2 separate regions of the Homo sapiens genome follow, and region 1 is linked to region 2. Evidence: chromatin loops called from intact Hi-C (ENCODE). Cell type or tissue: mesothelial cell of epicardium. All regions are shown on one strand. Links, peaks and the distances in the headings refer to the core of each region. The heading gives the core; the rest is flanking DNA.

Evidence for each region. Peaks named below come from ENCODE experiments on the same cell type or tissue, not always from the same donor. Only the 100,000 strongest peaks of a DNase experiment are listed, where the experiment ranks them.
Region 1: it touches region 2 in a loop (17-fold over the local background); 1 of 110 quality-filtered maps calls a loop at or near these places.

The regions. Positions count from the first base shown.
Region 1 is chr2:211,983,931-211,990,378 of GRCh38, reverse strand. All of the region lies in intron 2 of ERBB4 (erb-b2 receptor tyrosine kinase 4), which reads left to right. Among named protein-coding and RNA genes, the nearest start is that of MIR548F2, 440 kb to the left of the region's middle. In mesothelial cell of epicardium, for the core only: no CTCF peak of the experiment used is centred there; no DNase peak of the experiment used is centred there.
Region 2 is chr2:212,086,621-212,093,068 of GRCh38, reverse strand. The region is part of intron 2 of ERBB4 (erb-b2 receptor tyrosine kinase 4); the gene reads left to right. Among named protein-coding and RNA genes, the nearest start is that of MIR548F2, 340 kb to the left of the region's middle. In mesothelial cell of epicardium, for the core only: no CTCF peak of the experiment used is centred there; a DNase peak (open chromatin) is centred at 3,425.

The DNA of each region.
Region 1 (6,448 bases), core at 556-5,555, 100 kb after region 2:
TAGTGCTGTATGAAAAAATAAGTGGGATGCCTACAATATACACAAGTACATTGAAGTGGCAGTAACTCCTACAGACCTAACTATCTTAATCCCCCCAGATATTTTAATGGCTTTTTTATTATAATAATGCAATACAGATTTCTATCGTGTTTTATAATTCGTCACCTACACAAAAATCCACTTTCACATTTCCTCAGTAGACATCTATTCAAATGCCTAGAAATTGTTTAATTCATGATAGGAAATGATCTGATAAATCATCTCTTTTACTTTTTAAATAATTCAGGAAGGGGTTAATGAGCATTTATATCAATATTCTGTCTATTTTTTTTTTCATTCCTAACTTAGTTATACTTATTTACAGGGATTATTTTTGCTTGTGGATATTACTGTTATTGATGTTGGTAATTTGTATTATAAATTTGGTAGTGAATGCAAGCTAAGGGATGAATGATTCCATTTTGCTCTAATTTTATACACCAAATTCATATTAATAGGATGAATGAGAGCTGTGTTCCTGAGGAAGGCATTCAAGTAAGACATGGGTGGAGTTAGGAAAGTGAATGCTGTGTTCTTTTTATATAGTGCTATTAACAACATTCACTGAAGACTCATTTTTTATTCATAAAAACTCATATTTATTCATTGAATGGAATATGATTAGATTGCATCCCTTCCAGGATCATCAATATGCCTAATATCATAGCAAATCACCTACTGGGTGATCCTAATTTTTGGTCCCTACTAATAGTGCATACTTGAAATAAGATGGTGGTCTTGGTAAAAGAGTTTCAATGCATAGCATAATTGAAAAAGGGGACAAGAAAAAGGATTTTTACCTTTACTATTTTAAATTGATTAAACAGAAGAAATATTATATGAATAAAATTTATTTTAAGAATATTATAGAGAAACAATTATAATTATTGAAACATAGGATGAATCTTAAATAACAGTGTTGGGCAGCAGTTGTCTAAAATCTTGATAGTTGTAAAATTCAAATGATCAATGTATTGGATTTTGGGAAAATTTTTCCATTGAAGCAAGTAGAAAAAGTCAAGAAGGAGAAAATAACAAATGCTTTGCTAGGGAATATTTTATAAAATACTTGGCAAGATTGAGGACCTGGCTGTTTCTTTTTTGCAAGAAGACACAGTAAAGATTTATAGGGACTTCAACAATGTTAACATCTTTTTAGAAACTCATTATAATCAAAGTAGGTCATCTGGTAAATATTTGTCTTACCTTCTTCTAATTGTTGTCATTCAAAAAACAGAGAAAGAATCTAGAGGACTTTTGTTAAGGACATAGTTCTATTCCAAAAATAAAACATAAATGGGACTATAGAACAAAAAAGAACCTTGGAAAAAATGACAATACCATCTTAGAGTTTCTGTTAAAGAAGAGAAATGCTGTTAAAATTCATTCATGGGGTTTCATTTTAGAAAAAAATAGATTGCAAATAAGCCAGAACAATTTTATGCATGATCGTAGGAGCACATAAGCAAAAGAGACTTAGATCCCTTAAAAAAGATTATCAGGAAAACTTAAGCTCCAATGACCTTGGGGTTGGAAAACATGCAAAGATTGATAAAAGTAGCTTTAATAGTTACATTTAAAGAGAAGTGGATGAAGAGGGAAAGGGAAAATAGAATGAGAAGCAAATGAAAGAGAGAAGAGCATAGTCTTTTGCTTGGGTAGATGATGTAACATTAACTGGGCTCACTGGAGTGAATTAAAATGTTTGACACCTGTCTTATTCCCATCTTCAATTGTAAAGAATAATTTAGAAACTTGAATCAGTAGCTCAGAGAGAGCCTAGATGTGGGCAAAGGTAAAGCATATCTAGCCTCTAATATTTGGCATCAAAATAACTGTCACAAATGGAAAGAAATTGCTTATATGTTATCAGTAAGTATTCTTTACTAAACACTTACTATATAACAGACACTGTACTGCTGCTAATGTTTCTTATATCATTTTACCCTTTACAGCACTTTGAGGTAGCTAGGATTTGTATTCCTGCTTTTATGGATAAGGGGATGAGGCTTGGAGAGAATCCAACTGCCCAAGATTATAAAACTAGTAAGCGGTGTGAACTTGAACTTAAGTACTCTTTGTTATTTGGAACTCACTCTTAAACCACCGTGCCTTTAATAACAATAGGTCTGAAAATTAAAAATTTATTGTAAGCACATAGCTAACTGACATTAATTAATAGTATAAACATTTGCTCTCTAAAACCTTTTTCTGCTCTAATAAATTATTTCCTTAATCAAGCCTGATAATAAAAAAGTCCTAATTAAAATTTGCAAAGAACATTAAAAATAACTTAATTGTTATTTTCCCTAACAAGTACATTTTAAAAGTTATAAATACCAGAAATTTGTAATGTCACTTGAGAAAAATGAAGTCACAGAAAGGTATAGCTCTTAGAAATGTTGAACTTTAGTGGCGAGTTCTGAACTGTATAAATTACTTTAAGTAAAACTTCCTTTAAATGGACAAGATATTAAAAACTTCCTCTTACAATGTTTTTCTTTAATTTCAAAGGTTAGTTTTGGCTGAATACCTTATACATTATTTGAGGCATTAGAATGTTTAAGTGATTGGCAATATACTTTGTAATTATACATTGTGAGTATTGGAAATAAATGAGAAACAATTGCATTTTTTTTGCCTGTTCCAGTCTCACTTTCTTTAGCCTTAGAAAATAAAAATGTGTAAATAAAATTAGGTAGGAAAAATGTAAAAAATTAGGAAACCAGCCTTCATCACAATTGATTTTGATTGCAATAGATTCCTCTTCTTTCCTTCCTTTTCTTACACCCTCCTCCCTTCCTTCATTAAATTTCTCTCTCCTATGTTCCCTTCCTTTTTTTCTTTAAGATTCGTTTAACCTGAACATTGAGTTAATCTGAATCCAGTTGTAATTTCCATTGTTTTTAAAAGACCTCAATTTATTTACTGAAACATTTAGCAACATAATTTTTGATAAATAAAATAAAATAATCATGGGTGATAGATTTCTTTCTTTTTTTTTTTTTTGTCTTTTCTTGAGATGGAGTCTCCCTCTGTCACCCAGGCTGGAGTATAGTGGCACGATCTCGGCTCACTGCAACCTCTACCTCCTGGGTTCAAGTGATTCTCCTGCCTCAGCCTCCCAAGAAGCTGGGACTACAGGCATCTGCCACCAAGCCTGGCTAATTTTTGTGTGTTTAGTAGAGACCAGGTTTTGCTATGTTGGCTAGGTCAGCCTTCAACTTCTGACCTCAGGTGATCCAGCCACCTCGGCCTCCCAAAGTTTTGGGATTACACGTGTGAGCCACTGCACCCACTGTGTGATAGATTTCTTTACATTTATGACTGGAACTAGTATCTTACATTAATATTTATATTTTGTGTTTTCATACTTTATATATTATTAGTATATTCTTGGAATCTTTGTTAAAACATCTGTTTGAATATGAAGTATCACTTGTTCTTAATTCCACCAGAGTCTTTGTAAATATTAAATAAACTTTACTTCACCCAGAGTCAGTTATTTTAAATATTTAGATGTAATTAGTAAAAATTTTCAGCAATTAAACAGCCCCAAATCATATAACCTTCACCGTATGCCATGCACTATTCTAGATGCTTGCAAGTGTTACCTAATTGAATCCTAACAACAATCTATGCATTGAGTGTACCTGTTATGCCACAGAGAAAATTACAGTAAAGAATTCCAAGGCTAGGAAATCTGGCCCTAGAGCCCAGGTTCTTGAACCAATAGGCTATGCTAACTCTCAAGTGTGAAATTAAAATTATTTAACTTGAATGTGAAAGGAAATCAATTTTGATGTAAGGCTTCCTCTCACGTGTGCTTTTAGTTCAATATAATCTCAGTTGCCATGAGTCTAATAAATCATAAACTTAGTAAAAACTGCCTCATGGACAACAGATTCTAATACGAGTTCTAACAATAATTAGCTATATGATCTTGAGTAAATCATTTATCCTCTCAAGATCTCATTTTCCTCTTCTACACACACAAAAAATGATTGGATAGTATATTCATTTCCTAGGGCTGTCTTCACAAAGTGCCACAAATCGAGTAGCTTTAAACCATAGAAATTTCTTTTCTCTCAGTTCTGAAGACTGGAAGTCCAACATCAAGGAGTCATGCAGGATTGGTTCCTTGTTGATACTCTGAGAAAGAATCTGTTCCAGGTCTTTCTCCTGACTTCTGTGATTGCTGGCAGTCCTGGGATTTCTTTGACTTGTAGACCCACCACTCAGCCTCTGCCTCCATCTTCACATGGCCATATGTGTTTGTCTCTGCAGATCTGTTTTCTTTTCTTATGAAAACCTAAATCACTGGATGGAGGCCCACCCTAATTCAGTACTACCTGATCTTAACAAATTAGATCTGCTATTTCCAAATAAGGTCACAGTCTGAGGTCCTGGGTGGACATGAAATTTTGGGAACAGTATTCAAACCAGTACAGACAAGATTATTTCAAAGATCCCTTCGATACAACATTTTAAAATGTGATGACTTTAGAGCTTTAGTAGTATTTTCAATTTTCTCTTAAGCAAGATTTTTAGTATGACTGCCCATAAGATTTGGAATTATTTGAGTATTTTTAAATAAATTTTTGTTTACATTTGGATATTTTTTGAAAAATATCCAAAATAATAAATTATTTTATAATAATTTAAATTAAATTATATTTTCCCCTTTCATCCTTCTAATACATAAGAGACACTAGTTTTATGGAACTGGTGCAGTGACTTCGCTGACTTGGCATTTAGATGTTTTTAGTACTTAATAATTTCTTCTACTCACATCTGTAATGAGTTCTGTATTTGCCACTTATGAACCCTTTTACTGATGGTCAATTTGGTCAATGAGGCTTTGAAGCTGTTCTGCTGGAGTTGTTCTAGAAAGCAATCTTAGGCATATTCCCATGTTTATGCTTGAATTTACTGTACTTAACAGAAGTATTACAAATACCGAAAAATCTAATGATTCGATAGTAAATTAAGAGTAAAGAAAAAGACTTTTTTTCCAATAGATTATTTTTTCATTCCTTCCCTTCCTCTCTTACTCCCTTCCTTCTTTCTTTACTTCCCTCTTCAGTCTATCACATTCAGAAAACTATCAATATCATTGCCAGTGTGCAAATCTGGGTACTTTTTACAATTAAATATTCTGGATTAACATCTTAAATAGGTTTCCGACAGTGGTAAGAGTCTTGTTGCCAAAACCGAAATGTTTGTCAGTGAGTATGTTAGCATGCTTGGATTATGCATACAATTTTTCTTAGCTTTTCAAAATATAATTATGTTACATTTACCATGAAAACAATAACACTCTAAGTGTTATATGCCAGGCCAGGCGCCGTGGGCCGAGGTGGGTGGATCACCGGAGGTCAGGAGTTTGATACCAGCCTGGGCAACATGGTGAAACCCCGTCTCCACTAAAAAAATAAATAAATAAAAAATTAGCTGGGCATGGCGGTGGGCACCTGTAATTCCAGCTACTTGGGAGGCTGAGACAGGAGAATTGCTTGAACCTGGGAGGCGGAGGTTGCAGTGAGCCAAGGTCGTGCCATTGTACTCCAGCAAAACTCCATCTAAAAAAAAAGAAAAAATGTTATATGCTAAACTTTTGAACATGGCTGAAAGTTGTTTTATTCTAATAAGATAGAAATAGCTATACATTATTCTTCATTTTTTTTTGGTTAGCATTTATTAGATACCTTCTTTATTCCATCAGCATACTAGGCATTGAGGACACAATGTTGAGTACAAACCTGAATTTCTGCCTTCAGCAATTCATAATCTAATTAAAGACACGGGCACATGTACACATGACAGCCTAAGGTACAGGGTTTAGATTAGTGTTACTTTGAAGGAATTTCCAAACTTTTGCTGTACCTTTGAAAATGGCTTATTATAATACTGTAAATTATGCAATTTTCAGAGCATAATATGCTATTATAAAGATACTTTTTTCATTTTTAGTTATTTTAATTATTTCACTGCTATAGTCTGAGTGTCCCCTGAAGATTCATACATTAGAACCTAATTCCTGGTATGATAATATTAAAAAGTGGGGCCTTTGGGAAGTGATTAAGTCATGAGGGCTCTACTCTTTGAATGGCATAAGTGCTCCTATAAAAGACATATGAAAGGGCTCTCATTACCCTTCCACCATGTGAGGACATGGCAAGAAGGCACCATCCGTACCATCTTTGATGAAGAAAGCAAGCCCTCAAGCAGCCACTGAATCTGCTGGCACCTTGATCTTGGATTTGGATTTTCTTGACTCTTGGATTTTATCTTAGATTTTCCAGCCTACAAAACTATGAGCAGTGCATTTCTCTTGTTTATAGATTATCCATTCTAAGATAATTGTTATAGCAACCTGAATGAACCATGACATTTACTATAATAATGT
Region 2 (6,448 bases), core at 590-5,589:
AGCTCCACATTTGGTAGTTAAGCAAACTGAGGTGATCAGACATGTGAAGTAACATCCTAGAATTCGTATCAATAATTTCCCTGTGTTTCTGTATTGCCTAATTTTTTCTTATTATACTTTAAATTCTGGAGTACATGTGCAGAATGTGCAGGTTTGTTACATTGGTATACACGTGCCACGTTGGTTTGCTGCACCCATCAACTCATCATCTGCATTAGGTATTTCTCCTAATGCTATCCCTCCCCTAGCCCCCTGACAGGCCCCGGTTGTGATGTTCCCCTCCCTGCGTCCATGTGTTCTCATTGTTCAACTCCAACTTATTGCCTAATTTTATTGTACTACAATATCCTAAAATTACTTCCACTAAGAAAGCATCATTCAACATATACAACGTATTCAACCATCTAATCAACAAATATAATTATACTATACAGGAATGTAGTAGGAAGAAGACCAGATTGGTGTTAGTTAAATTTGTATATATTCAATATATTTTAAAATTCTATTTCTGTAAACGATATCATTTTCCTTAGCCTCATGAGTCTTCACTCTTCGATCTATAAAGAGGTACAAAAGTCAGAAAAATTGGAATAACTTTTCAACTCCTTGTCCTATCTGGTTTTCTTGATATGAACTTGATTGTAACACTCTAAAAATAAAAACACTGGTATAATTCCATTCTCCAAGGAGCAGAAAGTGTTTCTTTTTTAAGTTCCCAAACTTTAATAATTTCTGAGCACTGAACAAGAGCAACAGTCAACAAGTCAGTGTAATATCTGATGTGTAAATGAGACTCATTTTATGTGAATAGTCTATCCTGTTCTACAATTCTAATAACTATGTATAATTCCCTAATGGCATTTAAACTAAACCATTTAAGATGTTCTTCACAAAATACATGAAAATTATGTACACACAATGATCATAATTAGGCAGTTTTAGGAAAGACATTTGTTTCCCATAGGACATTGCTAATAACTCTCCACCTGTGACCTAGAGTTATAATAATTTTTCCAAGGTCACAGAGGTTCCCTAAATGAAGTGGAACTGGAGACATATCACGTGTGGGATCTTCATATAATTAGGAAGAGAGAAAATACTGAGAGTGATGAGTATTTGCTTCGTAATGATCATTTACTAATATAAAGAGTGGGAACACTGTCTGGAGTTCTGAATAAAAAAAAGTAATAAATTTTGCTTTGCCTTATAAACTTTAAAGATATGTTTTAAAATTATTTTCATATTATGAAGGAAATCAAGTTTATTTCAAAAATATGGGCAAACAAAAGACAAAAAATAATTTTAAAAAATCACTTATAATTTCCCAATCTAAAACTAGCTATTGTTAATATTTTATGATTTTTTTTCAATGTTTGTTTCACTATACATATACAAATAGATTGGATCCTACTCTGGGAACTTTAGCCAATTTTTTGTCCAATATTTCTTTAAGCCCTTTGTTCCTTTCCATCAGTCTAATAGTTCTCAACCTGAGACAGTATCTCACCCTTCAGGGGTCATGCAAAATGATACAGCAACCATTGGCAGTGTTAAGAGGGAGTTACAATACTGCAAGTAAATTTGCCCTACCTCAATTCCTGGTAATTCCTTCTAGTTGCATGGAAATTGGATAGATCTTTAAGGAAAAGTCAGTGAAGTAGGGATGTAAGTCATATCCCAATCACCTGATGTTTTAGTTTACCTGCCTGGTAGAATAAGAGCTCAAAATCGAACTTAAGCTTAGATTAAGGTAATTTAAGTTTATTGCAATAAATAAGCTATAAATCTATACTTGAATTTTGGAAAAAGATTTATCCCTGCCACATCAATTGACCTTAATATATCTTTCTGTACTTTTTTTTTTTTTTACCTGTCTCCTGCTCTTCAGCTTCCTCTTCCCTCTCTGTCACGCCAAGGAAAATGCCATTATTTTTCACATTCTGTTTTCTGTATAGACATTTACACATTTTGTATACAGAAAGTCAGGTATGTGTCATTGTCAGTTTTGGGAAACAGTTATGAACTCCTGCTGGGAATATGTAATGGTTTTTAAAGTCAAATTAATAATCACCCCAAAAGGGTGAGGTGACCAACACAACGTAAGATAGATAAAGAATTAATTTAAAAGGGTGGAGATTGTTAGAAAAAAGAAGAATTGCACATGTCATCACATTAGTTCAGTTTTAACAATTGAAGCAAATCACTAAAGATAGTGGACATGAAGAGAGGAAAGAAACAAAAACCCAAGAATTAGTATTACCTTATAGTAAACCTTGTTTTAATCATCAGTTAGCTGACATGTTGATGAAGGCATTGTACATTCATGGGGCCCTTTAAATAGCATCTGAAGTGGACAGACTTGGAAGAATTAAATTGGAATCTGGAAGTATGGCCTGTGCATCAGTGTTTTGTTTTTAAACTCTGAATATGATTATAATATGCATCTAGGATGGAGAATTGTGGAGCAAGCATGTCTAAATGAGTGATCAGTTATAATCTTTCAAGGACAGAGACTCAGTTTTCAGGAGTTGAAGGCACAGGGACCAAGTTCCAAGACTAGATGCTTCTATAGGATAGACCAGTTTGAGCTGACAATCACTAGACCTCCAGGGAGCTTTAGAGGATATTAAAGACTGAAACAGTTTTTCCTCTAAGGAGAAATAGAGCCATGAAAGTTTCAAACCTGTGTGTAAGGGAGAATTATTACAACTCCTACAAGTTAAAGAGGTTTCAAGAAATATAGTACAATGGGCATTGAATAACTGTTATAATAGCAGTGATTACAAATAATAGGCTTATAATTTTAACATTTATTTTCAATTGCATTGTATTTTTGTTTAAGTTCCTTGACGGGAATTATCTTTAGAGGAGATTTGGTAGAGTTTATTTTCAGATAAGTAAATCAAAGTGCCACAGCTTCTAGACTGAGTGTCTGTTGAGCAGACCATGTGTTCTAATGGCATCATTTATCTCCATGCAGGTTTCTGATAGGCTGACAGCTGTGAATAGGACTAACACATCTGACCAGGAAAGGCAGAGGCTGAGTAATCATACTTCATTGTGGAGATAGCAAACCCTTAATAATGAAGGCCTGGTAGACATTTTATAAGCACACCTTGTACTAGGCTGCTTGCTCTAAGCAACTTGTTCTTATCAAAGAAAGAGATTTCAGAACAATTAAAATACTCAGTAGGCACAAACTACATAAGATTCACCTATTATATAACTTGGATGAAACAAACTCACAAAAAGAGTAAAGATGTATTATTTCCATCTCCCTTTGCTGTAAACAAATACCTGAGACTGGGTGATTTACAAAGAAAAGAGCTTAATTGGCTCATGGTTCCACAGGCAGTATAGGAAGCATGTCACCAGCGCCTGCTTCTGAGGAGGCCTCAGGGAGCTTTTACTCATGGCAGAAGTCAAAGTGGGAACAGACATCTGCATGGCAGGAGCAGGTTCCAGAGAGAGACAGAAGGTGCTAAATACTTTTAAACAACCAGATCTCATGAGCAGTCACTCACTATTCAGTACCAAGAAGAGATGGTGCTAAACCATGCATGAGGACTTCACCCCCATGACCCAGTTACCTCCCACAGGGTTCCCCCTCCAACATTGGGGGTTACAATTTGACATGAGATTTCAGTGGGGACACAAATCCAAATCATATCAGAAGATATTCCTCAAACTTAAAAATGTGCAATTCAGCCAGGAAGAATAAGCACTAATACTAACCACTATCCCAAAAGTTGTTTAAATGTTGATTGGAACTTGTATTTCCCAAAGTGGAATTCCCAGACATCTATTTTATTAGTATATTTTTACTTTGAAATTTCAAATTCATTAAGCTTATATATTATGAAGTCAATTTTAAAAAATAAAGCTATTTTAATTGATACAAAATGTGAAATCAGGTTGGTATTTGTATATAGTCTTATATTAGCTTTTAATGTATTTTTCTATTTGCTTTCCTTTGTCAACTATTGACAAAATTAATATACATGCAGATCAGTAGTAGCAAATGGAAACCCCAGTTTTATTATTGTTATTATTATTTCAGAATTCTACTTTACATATTTGTTTGTTTTTGTTTCTGTATTTTCAGGTCCCCCTCATCTTTTCCTAGAATTTGAGCTTTCTCTGAGCAGGGAATCTGGTTGCTTTTGGTTACTGCTGTAAACTGAGTGTCTAATAGCGTACCTGGTACATGAGAATGCTTAACACATGTCCATTGTATGAATCAATGAATAAACCATTTTTGTATTTGTAATTTTTTAATTTAAAATAGAATTCAGACACATAAAAGCTATTTCTTATAGGCATTTAAGTAATTTCTATGAATTATGTGTCTTTTCACTTGTTAGATTCTCAAGTTCCTGGTCATAACCACCATATTTGTAGCTTTCTCACTGGCAATGGTGTTTCTTGAAGTAGAACTGTATCAACCACAAAGAAGTGGGTAATGATATCCTGAGACTCTTAGCTGCTACCCAGGGACTACCAACCAGGGTGTGAATTTCATCTCTAAAGTTTACTGGTTCTGTGACACGTGCAGGATTGCATCATATTCAACTCTGTCTTTCTTCATTTAGTGATTTTGTGTGGTTATGAGAATTCTTGTTATGGTTAGTACCTGTCATGTGATAGACAATCCATTTTTATTTTTCACAATAATTCTTCCAGTAGCACTGTTTAATCTTTAAAACCCACATCTTCCTTTGATAAATATGATAATTCCCAGACTCCTCTAAAGTGGTTTAAAATTTCCTTCATGTCCTACTATTATAATAAGGTGATACCTGTAATAGGAAACTTCTATTTATTAAAGTGTTTGAAGACTACACAGTTCAATAACCCTTTGATGTTACTGCTCGATTTGCCCTTTATATATAGTGTTGTTACATTGATTTGTCCTGCAGAGTTTAGTCTCCTTGATAGCCTTTTCCCAGCAGATTTTAATTAGATGATGAACTTTCCACTTGTTCCTGGATCAGAGAAGAGAGCAGATATATAAAAACAACACAACAAATAAAAAATAGTAAGAACAATAGCAACAAATAATGATTGTGAGTGTTTAGTGCCAGGCACTGTGTCTGAAGCTTAACACGCATTATTTCAATTGACTCTCACAACAGTTCTATGAAGTAAGTGTTATTATTATTCCTTTTTAACAGAAAAAGGAACTAAAGTTTAGAGGTTAAATAAATTGCCCAAAGTCACAAGTAAATGGTAAAGCTAGGATTCTAACCCTTTTCTGCTTTTAAAATGTATCTATAACATCTTCTTTGTCCTTAAAAATGTAGAATGTTATTAGAATTTAGCTCTTAGAAGTATCTAGTGCAGCAAACATGTTTTATAGATGAGGGAAGTTAATGCAAATGTCTAGACGGATCTAAGACTGAGAACCTGTCTCCCGGCCTCCTGTTTAGAACTCTTTCCACTAGAGTGCAAATTTTCACCTCTCAAGCTGGTTTGGACTGTGTAGAGTGCTGAGTGGCTGGAAGTGTCACAGAGAAACCCAGCAGGGTGAGGATTGTTAATAGATTTTATTAATTCACCAAACATTTGTTAAGCACTTACTATGTGCCAGGAACCATGATGATGTGGTATGGAAACAAAGACTGATGACAGAATCATAGCTATAGAATGTAGTTTAGAAATTGGTGGCGTTAGTACTGTTACTATAAATTGTGTTCATTGGTTTGCATTAATTTATACATACAGATAGTCCACTTATCACAGTATAAATCATTTATATTTCTAGTTTTATTTGCTTTCTGTGGAAGTGTTCCTAAGTCTCTAAGCAACATAGGAAAAATGTTGCATACTCACTATTTAGTGAAGTTTAGTTTGGTGATGGCCTTTAGAAGATATTTGTGTGTGTGTGTGTGTGTGTATGTGTGTGTTGATGTCATAAGAGGTCAGTATCTTGCTTATAGACACATTTTCCATATAGAGGACTGTAATCATAACAATCAACAGATGATCTTTTTAAGCTCCCTTTCTCTGCATCACCGAAGCAGGAAGATATACATCTTTCCTGGAGAATATAAGTGGATGTGACTAGCCTGAGACAGATGTTAGGGGTAGGAGGTAATGTCTCTAACAGGCTCTATTCGAAACTGTTGGAAGCCTCCCAGTAACCCTATCTAGAATGTGAACAGTTTGTTCGGTGCTTGGAGTTCAGTTTATCTTTGGAAAAGGTGTTCTCCTACCCATGTACTTTGCATCAGGTTTAAAGACTCTGATTAGATGGTTCTGGCTATGATCTCCCTTCTCCTAACAGTTTCTGGATTTGGAAGATAAGGGGAAGCCGTTGCTTTAACTTTTTTAGCCTTATCCCTCTTCTCTTACCTGGTCTGATACAAAGTGTGGAGTTTTATTTGAAATCTTATAAAATTAAGACCCTGATAATATACCCAAATTATTCTTATTTTTGGTTCCATAT